2 separate regions of the Mus musculus genome follow, and region 1 is linked to region 2. Evidence: chromatin loops called from intact Hi-C (ENCODE). Cell type or tissue: left cerebral cortex. All regions are shown on one strand. Each heading gives the region's core, and the rest is flanking DNA. Links, peaks and the distances in the headings are about the cores only.

What was found. Hi-C counts contacts between places; a loop is a spot of excess contacts. Peaks named below come from ENCODE experiments on the same cell type or tissue, not always from the same donor. Only the 100,000 strongest peaks of a DNase experiment are listed, where the experiment ranks them.
Region 1: a loop joins it to region 2, with 1.9 times the contacts of the local background. A loop is called at or near these places in 2 of 42 quality-filtered maps.

What each region holds. Positions count from the first base shown.
Region 1 is chr13:37,744,066-37,754,650 of GRCm38, reverse strand. No RefSeq gene overlaps it. Among named protein-coding and RNA genes, the nearest start is that of Gm31600, 12 kb to the left of the region's middle. In left cerebral cortex, for the core only: no CTCF peak of the experiment used is centred there; DNase peaks (open chromatin) are centred at 2,426, 2,864, 3,308 and 4,961.
Region 2 is chr13:37,796,325-37,806,909 of GRCm38, reverse strand. Gm46411 (a long non-coding RNA gene) reads left to right here and starts at 7,333. Exons shown (of 3, transcript XR_003950624.1): 1 at 7,333-7,404; 2 at 9,184-9,319. It also overlaps a transcript of Rreb1 not described here. In left cerebral cortex, for the core only: no CTCF peak of the experiment used is centred there; no DNase peak of the experiment used is centred there.

The sequences.
Region 1 (10,585 bases), core at 2,182-7,181, 53 kb after region 2:
CCTTTGGAACTCTAAGCCCCAGTAAACTCTTCTATAAGTTGCCTTGGTCCTGGTGTCTCATCAAAGCAATAGAAAGTAACTAAGATACACACCAATCCAAGATCCTGTCATTCATTCATTCACCCACTGAGTCTTCAACACCCACTGCTGCAGGAGTTTCTTTGAAGGAAGGCTGGAAATTCCCTTGGGGAAGAGAACACATGAAAGTAGAGTTGGCCTTGGTGCTCAAATATGAGTGATTGGTCTAGTGACCTTGTCATTGGTATCCCAGATTATCCCAGGTCCTGATCACCATCAGCCATCTTCACGGTTTGTTTCTGTCATCACTCCTAATAACAGCTCTTTATGTTTTCTGGGCTTATAGGTTGGTTCTGCCATTTTCGTGAATGATTTTCTCATATCTCTTTAAACTATAACTCTTGGGAGACAAAGTTGAGGGCAATTATGTTAAGTTTAGAGCTTTGGACAGATGGGTCACTGTGTAAATGCTGCCTGTCTATGTAGGGCCCATCTTTTCTGCATATGAGATTGTATATTAAACAGTAGCTCTGTGGCCATTTCTGGGGAGCTGGAGACACCCCACCATGATTCGTCTTTCACATCCAGTCCTGTCCCACAGGTGTAGGTAAAAGGTCAGACCTGGCCTTCATTCTTTTGTTAGTTTGATAACTCAGACAGAGACCACTCTCTTTTAAAGCTTGCTTTGCAAATACTGCCCCATTTCCTGCCCAGCAACTCTTTAAGACTCAGGGATGTCCCACGTGTGGTGTGGAATTCCTAGGAAGTTCTGCACAGTGCCTGTAGGTGGGACCATCAAGCTCTTAGAACAAACTAGTGGCAAGTACTGCAAAAAGTTCTAGGCCAAGCTGTAGCCATTCTAGCAAGAATGAAGATGCCGTAGAAGAACCTTTGTTCTTCTCCTTGGACTTTCAGACCTTTGAAACAATGAACCCCAAGGTATTGAACTTTCCCTAGGAACCTAATTCTGGGAAAAGAAAAAAAAACTGGAAGCCTGGTGCCAGCCAGCTGCAGGGTTGGTAGGTAGAGGGTATGGGGAGGGGGTGTCTTGGAGGTTGTTGCAGAGGTTGGACCACACACCATATCTCCTAGAAAGAGATTTTAGGAGATATGGTTCTGGCACAGTTCTGACTACCTGTCAGATCACTTTGTAGGAGGTTGCAGAACAGGAGCCCAGGTTTTATTTTGGCTCACAGTTGAAGAAGGGAAAAGGTCTCTCATGGTGGCTGGTATTTGAGTTAGGTGGTCGCACCGTAGCCTTGCTGTACTGGAGCTCACTCTATAAACCAGACCAACAGTCAGTGTAGAGAGCCACCTTTGTCTGCTTCTTTTTTTTTTTTTTTTTTAATATTTTTTTATTAGGTATTTTCCTCATTTACATTTCCAATGCTATCCCAAAAGTCCCCCCATACCCTCCTGTGTCTGCCTCTTGAATGCTGATTGAAGGGACACATCATCAGACCGGACTCTGGTTGGTTTTGTTTCATTTTGTTTTGAATCAGGATCTTGCTTATAAAGACCAGACTGGCCTTTGAATTCTTGGTCTTCCTGCTTTAAACACCTGAGTGCCTATAGCATGGCTATAACTTTTTTTTAAAGAGTTGCTTTTAGAATTACTCTGTAACAGCTGATGTGGTGGCTTTAATCCCAGCACTTGGGAGGCAGAAGCAGGTGGATCTCTGAATTTGAGGCCAGCCTGGGATAGAGAATTAGTTCTAGGACAGCCAGGGCTTCACAGAGAAATCTTCTTTCAAAAAATCAAAACCAAACCAACCAAACAAACAAACAAAAAAAAACCCCAACTACAATACACACAAACAAACAAACAAACAATCCCTCCCCCCCAAAGTCTATAAGAAGAATTCCTTCATTTTCTGGAAATGAGACCAGCAGTAAGCTCCTTTTGAGATTGTCCTGGTGTGTCTGTTAACGAGTGATACCAGAAGGTATTAGCATTGTTTTCTTTGTTGTTGTTGTTTGTTTGTTTCATTTCTCTCTGTGTAGTTATTGTACCTGGACTACAGGAGGATCCTATTTTAATAATGAAAGATTTGGCAAACTGATTTTTACTTAAGGGCTGTAGAGGAACTTTCTAAGAAACTCCGGGTGAATTGCTTGGCAAGGAGAAAATACATTCACAGATCCACCAGTCTCTGTGGTTTGTATTTCTTTTATCTCCTGCATGGCGTGGCCTTCAAAGAAATGGACAAAGAATGCACAAACTCTGCCTTCGGAACTCTGTTGAAGCATTTTACTGGGCCAGTGAAATGGCCGGGTGTTAAGGACAAACACAATGTCTGTTGGCAGTTTCATATGGCCCAGCTTGGTAGTAAGGGGCAGGAGAATGACACTTAGTGAAGGATCAGGGAAGGCCTGTGGGAGGTACGGATGCTCAGAATGGCAGAAGGCATGTAGTGGCTAGAGCTACCTCTCAGAGTGTAGGTGCCAACTTTTATTTCTTAACTCCAGCATTCTCCAGGACCTCTGAGTAGTCAGCTGACCTCACCTCTTGCTCTGCCCTTTCTCATTGTGAACTTCCAATCTTGCAGCTTAACCCTAGAGAGAGGACACTCAGCCAGGTGGCATTGACCTTGATCTGCACTCCAGCCATTTTGGGCTCCTTCTCCTGCAGTTTATCTTGGGAGCACAAAGGTCCTGATTGGATTTGATGCTCAAACCTCTCCCCCAAGGCTTCCCTTTTAGGGATTTGGGTATTTTAGACAGAGAAATACACAGACAGCTGTGGGTGGGTTGGATTGTGGCCGGTTCCCAGCTGGGCAGAATGCAAGGCTCTCTGCTTTTCAGGATCCTGCTGTTTTCTCAATGTGAACAGGGGCTGCCCTTGGGGCTGCTCTTGCCTGGTTCCTTACTTAGTACTTCTGTGAGACTGATTCTACTTCCTGTTGTTGCTGCCCATTTAGACTTTCTTCCTCCTCCCTCCTGGCAACTGTTGGGGGGGGGGTTGCCTGTAGCAGAGCCCAATCAGACTTCTTCCTGGAACAGCCTTTCAGCCCAGGGATGTGCTAGATCAGGACACACACACACACACACACACACAGACACACACACACCCCAAATCAGAACATGAACAAACACACACAAAACAGATCAGGATAGACTGACAGACCGACAGACAAACAGACAGACACACACACACACACTCCCGAGGGCAGTGGAGGTGTGGCAGAGAGAGAATTTTCATGCACTCGACTTTTGTTTGCTGAGCCCTGCCCTGGGCGTGTGCTGGACCACCTTCCTAAAGGAATCACGCACAGCCTGCAAGCAGCCAGGCTGTTGAGCCCGTGGAGAGGGCCACACGTGATGAAAGGATGTGTGATGGGGGTTGAAAGGCTATGTGTGTTTCCTCAAGAGAGAGAGAGAGGGGAAGATCTGAAAGACTGAGAAGGGAGTCCATTTGTTTTGCATGAAGAAAACAGTGTTATTTGAAGGATGCTCTCCAGATGTGCGAGTACAGTCTGTCAGTCACTTGGAGGGAAGGGCAGGAGAGTAGCAAGTTCAAGGCCAACCAGGGCTACACAGTGAGATCTTGTCTCTAGGTGGGGGGGGGGGGTAGGAAAGAAATGGTAACAAATTATTTAATTTTTCTAATAATGGAAATGGTAGCTACTTACCATGGGTTTTTCAGTATTTTGGGACATGACTTACTAATTTCAAAACCACTTTAGGTCAAAAGATGAAACGGCTTTAATCTTCACTGTAAAATGTATTTTTCTTCTGGGTCTTACCTGGTCCTGGGTTGTTGTAAGCCAGCAGCAGTGACCCAAGCCTCATGCCTTCATGTCTCTTTCTCTCTTTAAAAGAAAAACAAAATTGAGCCAGGTGGTGGTAGTGCACTCAGAAGGCAGGCAGAGCCCTATGAGTTCAAGACTAGCCTGGTCTACAAAGTGAGCGCCAGGATATCCAGGGCTGCAAAGAGAAACCCGGTATCAAAAGTCAAGCAAACATAAGAAAATGTTTTGTTTTGTTTCACTTTAAAATTGATTTGCATGACTGTCACAATGCCACGGTACATCTAGAGGCCATAGGACAACTTTCAGGAGCCAGTTCCTTCCTTTTGTGACGTGATATCCTGGGACTCAAACTCAGGTTGTCCAGCTTGGTGGCAAGTGCCTTTACTTGCTGGGCCATCTCATCAGGCCTCCCTTACTTTGCCAACCTCACATCAGACCTCTAACCTTTGAACTGTATTTTGGGCCAATGAGCCTGTCCTTCCGTTCATTAGACTCCTCACCCAGGACAGCCTTCTGTGACTGTCTCCATCAGGCGAGGTCTCATTGAACAATTATGAGTTAGGTTTCCTGGCACTCTGATGGTTTCTTCTCCGGAGCAACCAGTCATTCATGGATTTAGCATCCTCGAACACCTCTCCCAAGACACTAATTATACTTAATTTAACACTCTTCTCTTTCCTGTTGAGCTTATTTCCCCAGGGTCTAATTTCCTCCCACTGCTGGTTTTCTCAGATGCGTTGTGATCCCTGGGTGTACCTTATGTACCAGATGAGAGTTTGGAGTTTGCCACTGGCAACTAGCACATTCCGGGCCTGGTGGAAATCCCTTCACCTTTGGCATCGACCCCTGATAACGATGAGGGGGAATTGAAACATAGAGGGGAGGGGCGAATGTGGGTGAGAGGAAGATCTGGAGTACAGATAACAGGCAGGAGGAACATGGGGGTCGAAAGAAGGGATTAGGCCTGCCAAAAGGAGAACCAAGGATGCCAGCAGATATGGAAGGATGCTTGGTGGGGTGGCAGATGGAGAGGGTTGAAGCCGAGTGGCTTTTCTCAACTCTGAACAGTGTGAGGTCCATTTACAGTGGTGGGTGGGACTTGAGCAAAGGGAAGTAGAGATAACAGACAAATCCCGGAGGCAAGGAGATCCTTGTGAGGGGGTTGCCATAGCTGCAGTGAGCAGAATAAGATGTGGGCGTGGTAAACAAAGAATAAGAAGCAATTCTTTGAGCTGCTGCTGAGCTTTCAGGCTGGGCTTAACCCATCCCCCAGGGGTAGAGTGCTTGAGAGAGGAGAGTCTTCAGTGTGGGTGGAGAGTGGGAAAGATGCTGTCTGAGCCCCTGTGAAGAAGGAACAGGTCTGGGGAAGAGGGCAAGTAGGGTCTGAGATGCTGATGTGATATGGAAAGGGACCTGCAAGTCTGGGATAGTGAGTGAGGTCCAGGGGGCAGGGGCGGGGGAGGGGGCGGGGGCAGGGGAGGAGGTTGGGCGTCAGAGCCAGGCTTAGGACAAGTGTATACTGAGGTGATAGCTGGTGTCACAGGCATATGGATGGGATTTCTGAGGGCTCTGACGGACTCCAAGGAAGTGAGAGGAAGAAGAGGAAATTGTAGAGTAACCCAAAATGGAACTGTCAAAGAAGGAGGGTTAATCTAGCATAAAAGCCAAAAAAGCCGAAGGGAAGGAGGCAGGGCTGTGGGAGGGGTGGGTGATGGGTAGTATGAACTGAGGTAGTACAGTAGCTCACAACCCTAGACTGATGGTTCTGATGCACACATGTTTCTAGAAGTAACTTAGGTAAGCCTTAAGACATTGCTTTCCCCTTCCACCCTCCCTTTTTTTTTATAGACAGGACTACCGAGACCAGAGATGCAAGTGCCCGGACTCACCTCGAACCTGCACAGTGTGGCAACATATGGTCCCCAGAAGAGACTGATAATACATTTTAGGAGCTTTGAAACTCAGGCTTTATTTCGAATATTCAAGGGGAGACACCGGATCCTTGCCATGTAGGGACCCCATTGCCTCAATGCTACCCACAGCCCTAAAGCCAATGGGTGGGCATAGTAGTCAGTCAGCACATGGCTTCCACCCTACCCCTCTATACAACCTTTAGGATGAAGCTATGGGGCTTGACTGTCAGAGTGTGGCACACAGAGTCGTCCTCTTCAAAGCTCTTCCTTCCGTGTTCTCATTAGCCTGTCACCTCCCCCGTTCTCCCTGGTCACCTGGTCACTCGCTGTTACCCTGTGCACGTTAGTGGGTCTCTTCTCTCTGAAGTAGGAGGAGCCTATGAGGAGGATTTGTGTGGCTGGTCTACTGTTCTATCTGAGAGCACTACCGGGGGCATGAGAACTGTTCAGGTCATCAGGTTCTGGCTATAGGTGTTGCAGCCACTTCATCCAGTGGCTTCCCTGACACTAAATGCTCTGCCTCTAGCCACATTTAGGGTCTGCTCTCATGTGCTCAATCAGAATTTGGGGCTCTCCTGGGTCCCACCCCTTCTATATTGGCTTATAACCATCTTTGTAAATGACTGCCCTCTATCCCATGAGCTCGGGACAAGCAGTCTATATACCTCCAAGAGTGTGACAGAGTTACTTGCCCAATGTAAATCCACAGCCAAAGTCTGCTTGCTATTGAGTGACCAAGGAAGGAGGAATTGGAAGCGTTAGTGAGAGAAGAAAGTCTCCTTTCCCTGGAACTCTAGGAAGGCTTGCAAGCTTCCTTGGTCTGCTTCATGGCACACGTGGGAAACACATCTTCCAATGAGAAAGCAATAGCCTATATCCCTGCTCGCCACATTTCTGAGTCTCTTTGGTCTACATGCCTGCAAACTTTGCAGGAGAGCCATGTCATCCCTGTGTCCCCATGATGACCGGCCAGCAGGTACAGGCTGCTATAGAGGTCTGCCCTCTGGGAGGGAGAGTGGTCCTTAAAAACTGATCTGGCCCATTCGTTATCAATGGACTTTTCAGTGAAAACGGTATAGTGCTAAATAGAACATCACAATTGTCTAAGGATGGCTATCCGCAAAACCCTTCTGGTCAAAAGCAGTTTCCACGCAACCTGACTGTGTTGAAGTAGCTATGAAGACTTGAAAAAGAATCAAGTTCCCGGATGTGTGGCAAGCACGTTGTACAGTGAATACAGCTAAGCTTTCCAGCTTTCCTGCCCAACCAATAGGCACAAATCCCACTCCCTCTTTAAAGCTGGGGGCGGGGACTAAGGTGGCAATTGGCTAACTAAAGGTGGGTCTGCAAAGATCTGGTTCTTAGGGCTGAGGAGAAATACACTCCATCTGAGCACGTGCATGTGGGAAAAGAGCCAGAAGCCAAGCTGACTTAATGAAGCCAGCTCTCTTCTGTTGTTCTTCTGACTCCAGGTCCTACCTTCCTCATTTGTGAGCTTCCAATCCCCGCTCCCCCAACTCCTCAGGCTGGATTCTAAGCCGCACATCCTGGTTCAAACCAGATCCCCAGGTGTAGCCTCTGAGGCTGGAATTCAGTGTTAGAGAAGCAAGGGGAAAAGTTTGCTGCGAAGGGAGCTTTGTGATAGAGAATAAGATTAACGTGTTACATTTTAGTACATATCTTACATGCCTCTGTATGTGTGTGTGTGTGCATGCATGTGTTCATGTGTGTGCATGTGTCCATGTATCTACATGCACAAAAATGTACACCTTCCTGTGTGTGTGAGTGTGTGTTGAAACCAGAGGACAACCTTGGAAGTCATTCCTCAGGCCCCGTCCACCTGATTTTTGTTGTTTTTGTTTTTCTCTTTTTGAGATCGGGGTCTTAGCTGGCCTGGGACTCACCGTGGCTAGGCTGGCTGACCAGTGAATCACAGACGTCTTCTGCTTTCTGGTTCCCTAGTTCTGTGATTAAAGGCACATATTCGCATGCCCCGTTTCTTGTTTGCTCTGAACATAGGTTCTAGGGATAGACCTCAACCCCCAGTGCTTGCTTCCTGCCTGAGCTGTTTTTCTGGTACTATATTCACCTGTTTTTAATGATGCCGAGGATCAAATCCATGTATGCAACATCTGAGCTACATCCCTTATCTATAATACACATATTAATGTGCGTAAATATGCTGCGATGCAGTACAGCTATCCTCAGAGTCTGGGATGTGTGCCTGTGTAGCTGTGTACTGTGCTGTTAGCTCTGTGATGACTTTCTCTACTACACATGTAACAGATTTTTTTTTTCTTGTCCTTATTCCCTTTACAACATACTATACCAATGACTTAAATGGCATCTCTATTGTTCGAGGTAGTGTACATCATCTAGAGGTGATCTAAAGTATGTAGGAGGATGTGTAGTTTTTGTGTAAGTTCTATGACATATTTGGCATTGTTATATAAGAGACTTGTGAATCCCTAGCTTTCATCTCCAGGTCAGGGGGGGATGTTGAATCAACTCTCTGTAAACCCCAATGGATGACTCCCTAGTACTGTGTACAGGCTACCACTGCCCAGTGCCCCAAATCATCCAAATGATAGGCCCATCCTAGTGTGCTCTTTGTAGAATGATGGGCAGGACGGGATGTCACAGAACTTGGAGAGAGTGGTCTGGTAGGCCATATGCACATGACTCCACACAGGGTCTTTCTTTGGTCTGCCATTCTTCAACAACATTTCCACAATCAAAGGCATTGTTTCTATCTCTTTACACCCCTTGAGTACTTTATCCTAAGTGCCTTTATTCTACTCCTAGTCTGGACTGCCACTGCCCGAGATTTTACTAAAATGGATGGTGGTCTTTGTCCACCGCTTAGCTTGGTCAGATGGGTCATATAGTTGACCTTGGGGCTGGGTGCCCATAGGGACACCTGTGAAGTACTCTTTCAGATAAATGTCTGCATGGCACCACTTATGACCCATATTAAGATAGTTGTTGGGGCACAACCTTCAAATCCTAACACTTAGAGGCCAAGGCAGGAGGGTAAAGAATGCCAGGCCAGCTTGAGCTACACAGCCAGGCTCTGTCTCATAAAAACGAAACAGAACAAAACAACAGAAGAGCACAAAGACTCCATTGATCGAATCTGTCCACCTCACGATTTCTTTCCTGCCAATGGGTCCTGGTACTGAAAAACCTTTAGTGCAGCTTCTCACACCTCCAACCTTTGATGCTTTTATTCTCATTTCTTGGACCTGTACTTCCAAAAGAATCATAGTGACCGTCTAGGACTTCGCCTTTTGTCTCATGTATGCAGCATTTTTTTGGACAAGATTTCACTGTGTAGCCTCTGGCTGGGGCTGACCTGGAACTGGCTATGTAGAGGAGGATGGCCTTGAACTCACAGAGCTCCACCACTTCTGCCTCTCCAGTCCTGGAATTAAAGGTCAGTGTGTGTCCATATCTGGCAAGAGCCTTTTCTTATCTCACCTTTTCCTAGCTCTCCTGACTCTGGGGACAGATTCTCCTTCCTATGTTTTGGTCATTGCTAGACACCTCCTGCCCTCTGTTCATGGGAAGCTATGCTGTTAGTACCTCAACTGTAGCTGAAACCCTAACTTGGCTCTGGAAGATAGAGCTTGGCTGTTAACACAAAGCTGGAATTCCCTTTTGAATTTCCTGTCAAGGTCTACAGGGGTGACACACAGAGGGTGGCTTCTCATAAGGGGAACATATGGGGAACAAACCAAGAAAAACTAAACTAGGCCCAGGCAGGGTATCTCTGTGAGTTTGAGGCCAGCCTGGTCTACAGAACAAGTTCCAGGATAGCCAGGGCTACACAGAGAAACCCTGTCTCAAAAACCAAACCAAACCAACCCACCAAAAGACAAAAAGAAAAGAAAGATGACCCCCCCCCTCCCAATGCAGGTTGAGAAAGGGGGTTTCTTAAGACAGACAGGCAGGCTATCTGGTCCATGTACATGTAGGGACCAGAGGTCAAGTGTAGCATGTTTGTTGAGACAGGCTTACCTTCCTTTCTTCCTTCCTTCCTTCCTTCTTTCCTTCTTCCCTTCCTTCCTTCCTTCCTTCCTTCCTTCCTTCCTTCCTTCCTCTCTCTCTCTCTCTCTCTCTCTCTATATATATATATATATATATTTTTTTTTTTTTTTTTTTTGAGAAAGGGTTTCTCTGTGTAGCCCTGGCTGTCCTGGAACTCACTCTGTAGAGTTGGCTGATGTCGAACTCAGAGATCTGCCTGCCTCTGCCTCTGCCTCTGCCTCTGCCTCTGCCTCTGCCTCTGCCTCTCCAAGTGCTGGGATTAAAGGCATATGCCACCACTGCCAGTGAGATGGCTTGCTTTTTTCCTTCCTTCCTTCCTTCCTTCCTTCCTTCCTTCCTTCCTTCCTTCCTTCCTTCCTTCCGTCCTCTCTTTCTCTCTAAAAATTATGTATTTATTTTAGATATGTGAGTGCACTGTAGTTGTACAGATGGTTGTGAGCCTCCATGTGGTTGTTGGGAACTGAATTTTTAGGACCTCTGCTCACTCACTCCGGCCCAAAGATTTATTATTGTACATAAGTACACTGTAGTTGTGTCCTAACACACCAGAAGAGGGCGTCAGATCCCATTACAGATGGTTGTGAGCCACCATGTGGTTGCTGGGATTTGTATTCAGGACCTTTAGAAGAGCAGTCAGTGTTCTTACCCACTGAGCCATCTCTCCAGCCTGAGACAGGCTTTCTTAAGGCATCTGGGACTTCCTGATTGGGCTAGACTTGCAGGCCGGGAAGCTCCAAAGACATGCCTGTGTGTGCTTTCTCAGTGCCTGGACGTAGGCCTATGCTGTTACAGACGACGCTCTGTACGCGTGCTGGGGATCCAAACTCAGGTCCCATGCTTTTACAGAACCAC
Region 2 (10,585 bases), core at 1,929-6,928:
AATTCTTGGTCATATCATTGTGTGACTACAAAACAAAACAAAATAATGGAAATAAAGAGAACTCTAACAGTAGTAGCCACAATTTATTGGAGGCTAGCATACCAAGCAATGGACTCATGTCTTCTTCAGGTCATGCATCTGGTGAGTAGCAGACCTGAGATTTAAACCCAGTTCTCACTGGACCTGGGAGTACACACCTGTAATGTAAGTACTTGGAAAAATACTTTTAGGAGCTAAAGGGAACTGCAACCCTATAGGTGGAACAACAATATGAACTAACCAGTACCCCGGAGCTCTTGTCTCTAGCTGCATATGTATCAAAAGATGGCCTAGTCGACCATCACTGCAAAGAGAGGCCCATTGGACTTGCAAACTTTATATGCCCCAGTACAGGGAACGCCAGGGCCAAAAAGGGGGAGTGGGTGGGTATGGGATTGGGGAGGTGGGTATGGGGGACTTTTGGGATAGCATTGAAAATGTAAATGAGGAAAATACCTAATAAAAGAAAAGAAAAAAAAGAAAAAAATACTTTTATTACAAGCCCAAATTAGTCTTGGCTACAGAGCAAGACAAGATCATTATCAACACACACACACACACACACACACACACACACACACAGAGTCTTCTTGCCTGCAAAAAATCATCTTCCTTTCAATATAGCATTGTTTTGCTTTACAAAGTGGACAATTAGCCATCCGTAATTCTAGTATTTGGGAGACAGAAGTAGGAGGATCTCTGTGGGTTTGAGGCCAGCCTGGTCTAAATATTGGATTACAGGACAGCCAGCCTATGCAGAGAGACTCTATCGCAACAAGCATACAGATGGAAAAACAAAAGGAAGACAGACAGACAGACAGACAGACAGACAGAAGAAAGAAAGGAGAGGACAATTATAACATTCTCTTATACACACCACATAGAGTTTTCATCTTAAAAACACTGACTGTCAAAAAATACACAATTTTGGGCTGGAGAGATGGCTCAGTGGTTAAGAGCACTGACTGCTCTTGCAAAGGTCCTGAGTTCAATTCCCAGCAACCACATGGTGGCTCACAACCATCTGTAATGGGATCTGATGCCCTCTTCTGGTGTGTCTGAAGACAGCTACAGTATACTCATATGCATTAAACAAACAAACAAACAAACAAACGAACAAACAAACAAATAAATAAATAAATAAAATACACAATTTTTTAAAGCCCATGCACAAAGCAACAAAGTTTTAGCATTGTTTGTGTGTAACCAGGAAAATAAAAAAAAAAAGAAACATAAATGTATGTGTCCAGAGAGTTAACAGAAGATTGAGAGGGGAAAATTAGAATTGCGTTTTTAAAATATTCATTCAGACCTGCTAGGATTACAGAGTAAGACCCTATCTTTTTTTTTTTTTTTTTTTTTTTTGTACATCATAGGGCTAGAGAGATGGCTCAGTGGTTAAGAGCACTGACTGCTCTTCCAGAGGTCCTGAGTTCAATTCTTAGCAACCACATGGTGGCTCACAACCATCTATAATGGGACTCAATGCCCTCTTCTGGTGTGTCTGAAGACAGCTACAGTGTACTTATATAAATAAAATAAGTCTTTAAAAAAAAATAAGAAAGTACATCGTAGGGCTGGAGAGATGCTTCAGCAGGTCAAAGCACTTCCAGCCGTGTATGACGGCCTTCATTTGATCTCTAAGACTCACATGGTCAGAGAAAAGTAACTGCCAAGCGTTGGCCTCTGGTCTCTATATGCCTACACCCACACCTGGTCTCTATATACCTACACCCACACCCATATACAAAACTAAAAATAAAAAAAAAAGAATTTATTTTTTTAAAATGTGCATTCTAAATTGTTACGATAAAGGTAATCCCAACCAAAACTTCAAAAGTATATAGACAAAATTCCTATAAAATATAGAGATGTAAAAAACAATTCTTGGGTGCATCTGAAACAAATAAATGAGGATATAGCAAATAATATTTTGATGAGGGGCTAGGCATGGTGAGGGGCATGGTAGTATACTCCTTGGAAGACTGAGGCAGGAGAGCTGGGATTCTGAGGCCAGCTGGGTGGAGCTAGTGAGATAGCTCAGTGGGTAAACGTGCTCACCATCAAATCTAAGGACTTGAGTTTGTTCGTCAGATCCCATAGGATAAGAATGAGCTCACAGTCTTTTGACCCCCACCCATCCACACATACATAAGCATAAATAAATAAAAAGTTTTAAGGCTAGACAGAGAGATGCTGTTAAAAACAATAACAACAGAACAACAAAAGTAAATAAAAACAATTTTACTAAAGAACTATATAGACAGAAGAGATACTAGATATTAAGACATTATGAAGCCTGCTGGCAAGATTGCTTAGCGGGTCAAGGTGTTTGCTGCCAAGCTTGACATCTTGATTTTGATCTAAGGAACATGATCTATATGAATCACGCTAAAAGTTGAAAACTGATTCCTGAAAGTTGTCCTTTTGACGGCCCCCCCATCACCACCACCCCCACATACACTACAATAAACAAATGCATCAAAATTTTAGTAAAAATGACTACAAATCTATAGTTAAAACAATAAGAACTGGGCAAGAAAAAAACAAATGATACTGGAGTTGACACCTTTCAGATGCCCTACTGTCCAAACAATCAGGAGGTAGTGTGTCGAGGGCGTGGAAAAACTGCTCGTCTGTGCCGGTCAGAATGGAAAAAGGTTGGTAGTTCCTTGAAAGATTAAAAATAGAACTGGCATATGATTTAGCAATGACACTTCTGTGTATATCCCCTGAAGAACTGAAAACAGGGTGTTGAAAAATTGTCTGTACGGTTATGCTGATAGCAGCATTGGGCACAGTAGCCAAAATTCTGTTGATGGGTGAATGAATAGACTGAAAAATGCAAATTATAGAATACTTTTTCATTTGTCTTGCTTTTTTGAGACAGGATCTCACTGCCTCTCCCTCCTGAGTTTTAGGATTAAAGGTATGCACCACTAAAGATTTATTTCTATTTTATGTGTGTGGGTGTTTCGCCTTGCGTGTATGTTTGCACACCACATGTGCGCCTGACGCCAAATGGAGGGCAGAATAGAGTGTCAGATCTGTTGGAACTGGAGTTACAGGTGGTTGTGACTGCCATGTGGGCACTGAGAATTGAACCTATGTCTTCAGGAAGAGCAGCAAGTGTTATTAACTGCTAAACCCTCTCCTTCCATGGGAGACTGCTTGGTTTTAGGTAGTAAGGAGGTTGCTGGGGTTGTAGCTCACTGAAGGAATACGTTGTCTAGTAAGCACAAGGTTTTGTGTTTGATACTAGCAACACACACACACAACCACAAAACCACAAAAGCACAAAAGAAACAGGGTTGGGGAGGTTGACTCTGACACACACTCTGAATCGATCAGCCCCGAGGACATTCTGCTAACAATAGATACAGTATGGTTCTACCTACAGAAGGTTCTTCGAGCAGTCAGACTCCTAGAAAGAGGAAGCAGAACGGAGGTTGCTGGGAGGTTACAGTTGGAGAAATTGGAAGTTAGTATTATTTCAGGACAGTTTCAGATTGGGAAGACGAAAAGGATTGTGGGGCTGGATATTGGTGATGGTTTCACAATAGGTGTGAGTGTTCTCCATATGGTGACCTCTACACTTAAAACTAGTTAAGCTGGTAAAAGTTGTACTAACGCACACCTCCACCCAATTAAAAAACAAAAACCAAAAAAAAAAAAAACCTCAAAGAAAACCCCTGCCAATGTGAATGTTGAAGCCAATGACAGATTCAGCAGATATTTTACTCAAAGATGTAGACTGTACTTCAGAATGTTGCGGGCACACAACAGAGCCCAAGACTGGGTAAATGGGATGTTCCAGCCTGGTGGGAGGAGGGATACGCTTGGCTTCTATGGTTCAAGTAGAAGAATACAGAACACTACAGGAACCGGGTGAATGCTAAGACTATAAAACAATGTGGAGCAGTTTCCTTATCGCACTCTCCTGCCTTTGAGTTCTTTACCAAAGCAGTTTACAAGGGCAAAGTTCTCAGCCCTCAGAACTCCTGGGGTTTGGCTCCTGTGATGTGGAAAGACTTCTTTCCTGTGCCAGGGAGCACAGGGGGCTTTGCTGTGTGTGTGAGCTGTGAAGGATGATAGCCCATCCCAGTCAAAGGGTAAAATGTAGGCCTGGGGGCTCTTATCTGAGCACTCCCTCCAGTCACAGGGGGTGGGGTGTGTGTCCTGGGGCAGGGATTATTCTGAGAACTTCAATTAGCCACAGATGCACACTTCCACTTGTGGCACACCTAAGGAACTCACCAGTCCTCAAGCTGGGGACCATTCAACTCTTTGAGCACGCTTTCTTTTGAAGACCAGATTCCGTGGCTCTTTGAAGCTCCCTTTAGTCTCTGGCCACTGGATTCCCACTCCCACCCCCACCCCCAACACCAGAGCTGGGCTGAAAAAGAGCAATGGGCTGGCCTTGTTCAAAGGAAAGTGAGAAGAGCTGGACTCTGGGAGCTAGACAGGCTTCATTATTCAGTACCCAGGGGATTTGCCAGAGACTTGCTCAGACACACTTCGTGACTCCCCTTCTCTCAAGGAAAAGCCAATTATATCTCCTACCTAAGGAGTTTAGCAGGAGTTATGTAGTGTAAAGTAAAGGCACTATAACAACGTTATCCTGGGCAAAGATGAAAAGGTGACAGGATTCAAGCATCTTTGCTCATTTGAACTAAGTTTCTCTTGTGTGTGTGTGTGTGTGTAATGATAATGACTTGCTGGTTCATATTTTAAAAGGATTAACATCTACTTTCACTTTCTAATGAAGGCTCCAAATTTGTTAAAAAAAAAAAAAAGGCAAAAACAACACCCCCCCCCCCCCGCCCTGAGTTCTGTGGAAGGCATTTAATTAAACCAAAGTCATTTTGATTCATAGAGAAAGCATTCTGTTAGATGTGGCCCTTGAGATGAGAGAGGGAACTAAAGAAGAAGATCCGACTCATTCAGGAAGAGGCACACCGGAAGCGAAAGGAGGCTTGATGCTGGGTTCTCAGTCTCTGACATTGCAGGGGAGCCAAGCAGGTGCAGCCACCAGAGCTGAGGGGCAGCTGTGTCACAGACAGGCTGTAAAGGATCCTGGAAAGTAAGCTGCATTTCTGAACAATACATAGGTGTGGCTCCATGCAGGAAGAGCCAAAACAACACCAACAACACCAACAACAAAATCCTGAGTCTGGGAATTATGGTAAATTTAGGGCAGTGTCCTAGGTATTCAGCCTGACAGAGGTGCTGCCATCTGGATGGAGAAGGATTGAGGGCTGGGTGTGTCGCTCAGTGGCAGAGGGCCTGTGCCCAGAATGTTGGTGGGGCTGTGTTCCATCTTCAGCACTACTTTAAAAAAAAAAAAAAAAAAAAAAAAAAAAAACTCAGAAAGATGTTCTCAAACACAGAAAGAGCTTGCAGTGTGTGATGAGCCTTAGTCATCTAACAGAGCACTCCACGTTCTGAGACCTGGTCTCACTTGCTGAAGCTCCTTCAAATGGCAAGACAGAGACTTAGACACGGAAGCCCTGACTGCAGAGGTTGAGAGGTCTTCTCGCTGTGTTGAATCTGAAAGCATCCAATGACATAGGGGCAGTAAGTGACTGATAAGGCTTCGTGGCTCTGTGCTGGCAATGATTCGCCTTCTCGGTCATAGGAGGTACAGCAATGGGACAGAGTCCCTGAGCTCTGCCAAGTACTGTGGGTTTTGGTTGCATCCTACACAGTGTTTAAAAGGTTAGGGGGGGAAAGGAGGTGATGCCTGCTCTGGGGTTGCAGGAAAGTGTAAACCGTCCACCAAGGTGCCTAGAAGGGCCTGTCTGGCGGCCTGTGTCAGCAGTTTTCCAGAGGTACCACATTCCTTAAGGCTTTGCTTCTATTTCCCTGGCTGTTTCCCATCCATTTCCTTCCTTCCTTCCTTCCTTCCTTCCTTCCTTCCTTCCTTCCTTCCTTCTTTTCTCTCTCTCTCTCTCTCTCTCTCTCTCTCTCTCTCTCTCTCTTTCTCTCTCTTTTTTTAATGTATTTTTTTGGAGGGGGTTGATTTTTTTTTTTTTTTTTTTTTTGAGACAAGGTTTCTTTGTGTATCCCTGGCTGTCCTGGAACTCACTCTGTAGACCAGGCTGGCCTCAAACTCAGAAATCCTCCTGCCTCTGCCTCCCAAGTGCTGGGATTAAAGGCGTGCGCCACCACTGCCCGGCTTCCCATCCATTTTCTAAGCATCCAAAGATACTGATAATGTTGAACCTTGAAACTAGGCTCTTCCGCCAGCTAGACAAGTGCTTTACTGAGCCCCAGACCCCAGGATCCCCCTTCCTGCAAATCTGGCTTTGTAACCTAGGATGGCCTGCAACCTATGATCCTCCTGCTTTGCGCTGCCACATGCTAGGAATGTGGCCATGTGTACCCCAGGCTAAATAGTGAGATCCCTCCATGCCCTCGCCATATGCACGTGGGCACCACCATCCACAGATTTGGATCAGGAAGTTGATTAAGAATAAATGTGCACGTGCGTACTAAAAACCCTGGCTTAAATTTGAGCCAAGTGATTAGCCTACATGATCTCATTTAACCCTTGAGATCACCCTTTGAGGTACACAGGATGCCCCACTTATGGAAGAGAGGTTTTAGAGAGATTAAGTCACCAAGGTCACAGAGTGAGGCTGTGACATTCTAAAGTCCCTGCTCTTATCACCTTGTTCTAAAGTGTGAACCAACACAGTATTCCGTTCAGAAATCACCCCCCCCCCATAGCCCACCTCTCTACACAGTCCCTATCTGAAATAGTGATGTTGAACCTTTCACAAGGGGTCGTCGCTAAGTCAGTATACTAAGTATAACTTATTCTGTTCAGATGACCTTGAACTACAAAAGCCAGCTGAATACCATTCTCTCTGTGTGAGTACCTGACCCTGAAGAATGCAAGAGAGCAGGCTGCCGCCAACATTCGAACTGTAAGGGAAAAGCTCACATCAATTTGCTGAGGTGGTAGAAACGGGGACAGGGCGGGGTGGGGTGGGGGGACGGGAGATGGGGGAGGGTCAAGTCGCCACAACCTCTTGCCAGTTACAAACACACATGGCTGTGTTCCCGTTCTTCCTCCTGACAAGTATTCTCCAGGACATGAGATGCAGGAATCGTGGGGTCAGATTCTTATTTAAACTGGGATGGAGAGAACGGGAGAGGGCTGCGGAAGGCAAGGGAGGACTGCTTGAACAGGGGTGTACTGTTTTTCTGCCTCTTCAATGCACCCAAACTTTACCACGCCAGCAGGACAAAGGTTAGGGAAGAGCTGATAAGCTGGGCATCAGATCTGCCGCTGAGAGGCAGAGAGTGCCCGGCTGCCAGAGTCACTGAACTTTCAGAAGAGGAGCCACTGGAGAGAGGGTACATGGGGGGCTTAGTTGGTGAACTACGTCAGTCTGAGGAGTGTCCTCGTCTCTCTATCCTTAAACATAAGGATATAGGGCTCTGAACAGAGTCTGCCTGGAGCATGCTAGTAGTGTTCTACCACTCAACTATAGCCCTAACCCATTTTAGTTACTATGTATCATTTTTGAGACCCAGCCTTAATTATATTGCCCAAGTTAGCCAGGAACTCACATTATAGTAGCTCAAGCTGGCTTTCAATGTGCAATTTGTGCTGCCTCAGTCTCCCGAGTAGCTTGTACACCAGTCCCGGTTCAGGAATTGGTCTTTTGGGGGAGGTGAGAGGGTACAGAGATGAATTTCCACAGCCTAACATCCATGTTCTACCAGGGAGCTACCAGCCCAGGTGAGCATCCAGAGGAAACTGTATTCTCGGAGCTTAGAGGTCTGAGGAATGGTTCTTATCGGATGGTTCTACTACCGCCAGTTACGGTCTTGGCTACATCCTTCGGCACCTGCTGCCAGTGTTTCAAATGAAAGAAAGATACCAGCTGAAGAGGGTGTTTCTGACTAACTCAGGCAAGCGCATGCCCTGATTCCAACCCCCCCAGTGAGCCTTGTTGCAAATACGTGTGCACCTGTGAGCTTTCCACTGAGGACTTATCCTGGTTCCTTAGACTTCTGGAAGGCACCGAAAGAGTGTAGGTCACATAGGTTTCGGTTGCAAATATCAACTGTATTTGGGGTTAATACACAAAGTAGTCACCACACTGGGCATGATCATAAGTCACTGTGCCTTTCCTTCACTGATGGAGAATGTTCTCTAGCAGGGAGAAAGTAGAAGGAAGGAAGATGGTAGAGAAACAGGTCAGAGGAGGCTCCTGTGGGACCGGAAAGAAACAAATAGAAACAAACAAACAAACAAACAAAAACCGATGGGACAGTACTAGGAAAAGTCCGAGTGAGCAAAGCTTACTGGTCTTGCGTACAAATAAACCTTACAAATAAAAATCACTTACAGGCCCAGCTTGTGGGCCTCTCTACCATAATCTTTACACTTGGGAGGCTAAGGTAGGAGGATGGCTGGGAGTGTGGGGCCAGCCCAGGCTACCTAGCCAGTTCCAGACCAGTTTGAGTTTAGAGCTAGACACTATTTCAAGAAAATCAATAAAGTCAGTTACAGCTCCAGGAAGGTTACCTCTAACAGACACTTTTAAACAATTGCCTTGACAAAGGACAAAGTGATTTGACACCTGACCTGGCCGAGGCAGGTAAAGATGGCCTAAGATGCAGGCCTTGCTGTGAGGGTTTCCTGGAGCCTAGCATCACATGGGGCCGTGCCTCCTCGGGCAGTGCCCCTTTGGGCGGTACTCTTGGTTGCCTGCATCTTTTCCTGCATTTGGTCCTTTTGGATAATGCTACCCTGGTGCACCTGCCGCTTTTGCCGAGCAAGGTTCCCAGCCTGGCTGTGGCAGAGGTTTCTCCTCCTTTGCTCTCTCTGATCCGTGCCAGAACATGGTTGAAATATACCATGTTGTGAGACGCAAACATTACCACCTGGGTGATGCTTTCTCTAAAAAGGATGTGGGAACTGGTAAATGGGAACTCCAACAGACTACCTAAAACAAATGCGCTGTAAAAATGCACAGATTCTGCCTCCCATTTCCTCATCACTGTGTTGAGGATGAAAGGCAGGGCCCCACACAACCTAGGCAAGTACTCTATCCCCGATTAGCTGTCCCTACTTATTTCCATGTCTTCACCCAGCAGACATATGACCACTTACTCCTACTATAGGGTCGGCATGCTGAGTAAGTTAAACTGCAGAGGACACTCCTCCCAGCGCGTGGCCCATGGGGAAGAGTCTCAACCTACCAGTTCCACAGACACAGATACCAGCTGTATGTGCTGATCCTGATAAAACCGACAGGCTGTAAGTTCCATAAAGGCAGAGCCGCCTTCTCTCATTTGTTAAATGCTGTAACTGTGTTACATGAATGCCCATCAGATGGGTATATCAATAGGCAAAGCAGAGATGTCAAGCTGTTGAAAGCAATCCTGCAGATTTGGGCTGGTTGGTGGTCACAGTATCACACACTTTTCAGGAACCACAGCCATTTTGTGCATTGTGGACTATTTTGCTTTGAGTTTTGCTATTCTGCAATGCTGAATCAGGACCGAACCTGCCCTCGGGCATGCTAAGTCAGTACATTACCACTAGGCTATATACCCAGCTTTTGTTTTGTATATTGTAATTAATATCCCAGATCAACATAGTATATGGTGAGCACATGACCGACACAGGATTATCAGATGTGTTGGTCTCAAGACTCTTGAACATTTATGATTATTGAACAGGACTCCAAATAGCTCCTGTATGTTATACAAATGGGTAATGTATTAAAAGGCAAAGCTTAGAAATATAAGTAATTATTCACTCAACTAAAAATAGTAACTCATCGTGTGTTAATATAAATATCTATTTTTACAAAAATAACTATTTTCCCACAAAAAGTTAATGAGAGGAATGGCCCGACTTTATTTAACTTTTTCTGAAAATCTCTGAATTGCTAGCTGGCTGTGCTCAGTCTGTTGCAATAGCACACATCACACATCTGGAAAAGCCTGGGAACGCAAAGGGATAATACAAATAATATCTTAATGTCATGATGAAAACTCCTGAAAAATGTCAGAAATTCCCAAGGAATGCCAAACCAGTGTTCCAGAACAGCTGTGTCATCAAAAATGAGCGTATGATGTCATCTTTTGCCAGGGGTAGTGGCAAATACCTTTGATCCCAGCACTCTGGAGGTCGTTGCAGGCAGAGCTCTGTGAGTTCAAGGCCAGTCTGGTCTACATAATGAATTCAAGGCCAGCCAGATATAGCGGCTAAGCTGCTATCAAGGGTATGTAGTCCATGTGTTCACGTGTGTGTGCACTTTCCCAGACAATCTCAAACTGACCTCCCTGCTCCATCTTCAAACTTGCTCTCCATTGGTGGGAATACTGGGATGTTTTATTATTATTTTTAACGTAATTTTTAGCTCCTCAGAATTAAGTCCAGCAGTCTCTTATGGCCTATTCTGCATCTTCTTTCAAACTGGGTTATACAGAGTGAGCTGACTCTTTGTCAAAACTTGCTGAAAACCAAAAACCATCCCCACCCCCCCTAAGGCCATCTGTGGAGGACAGGGTTAAG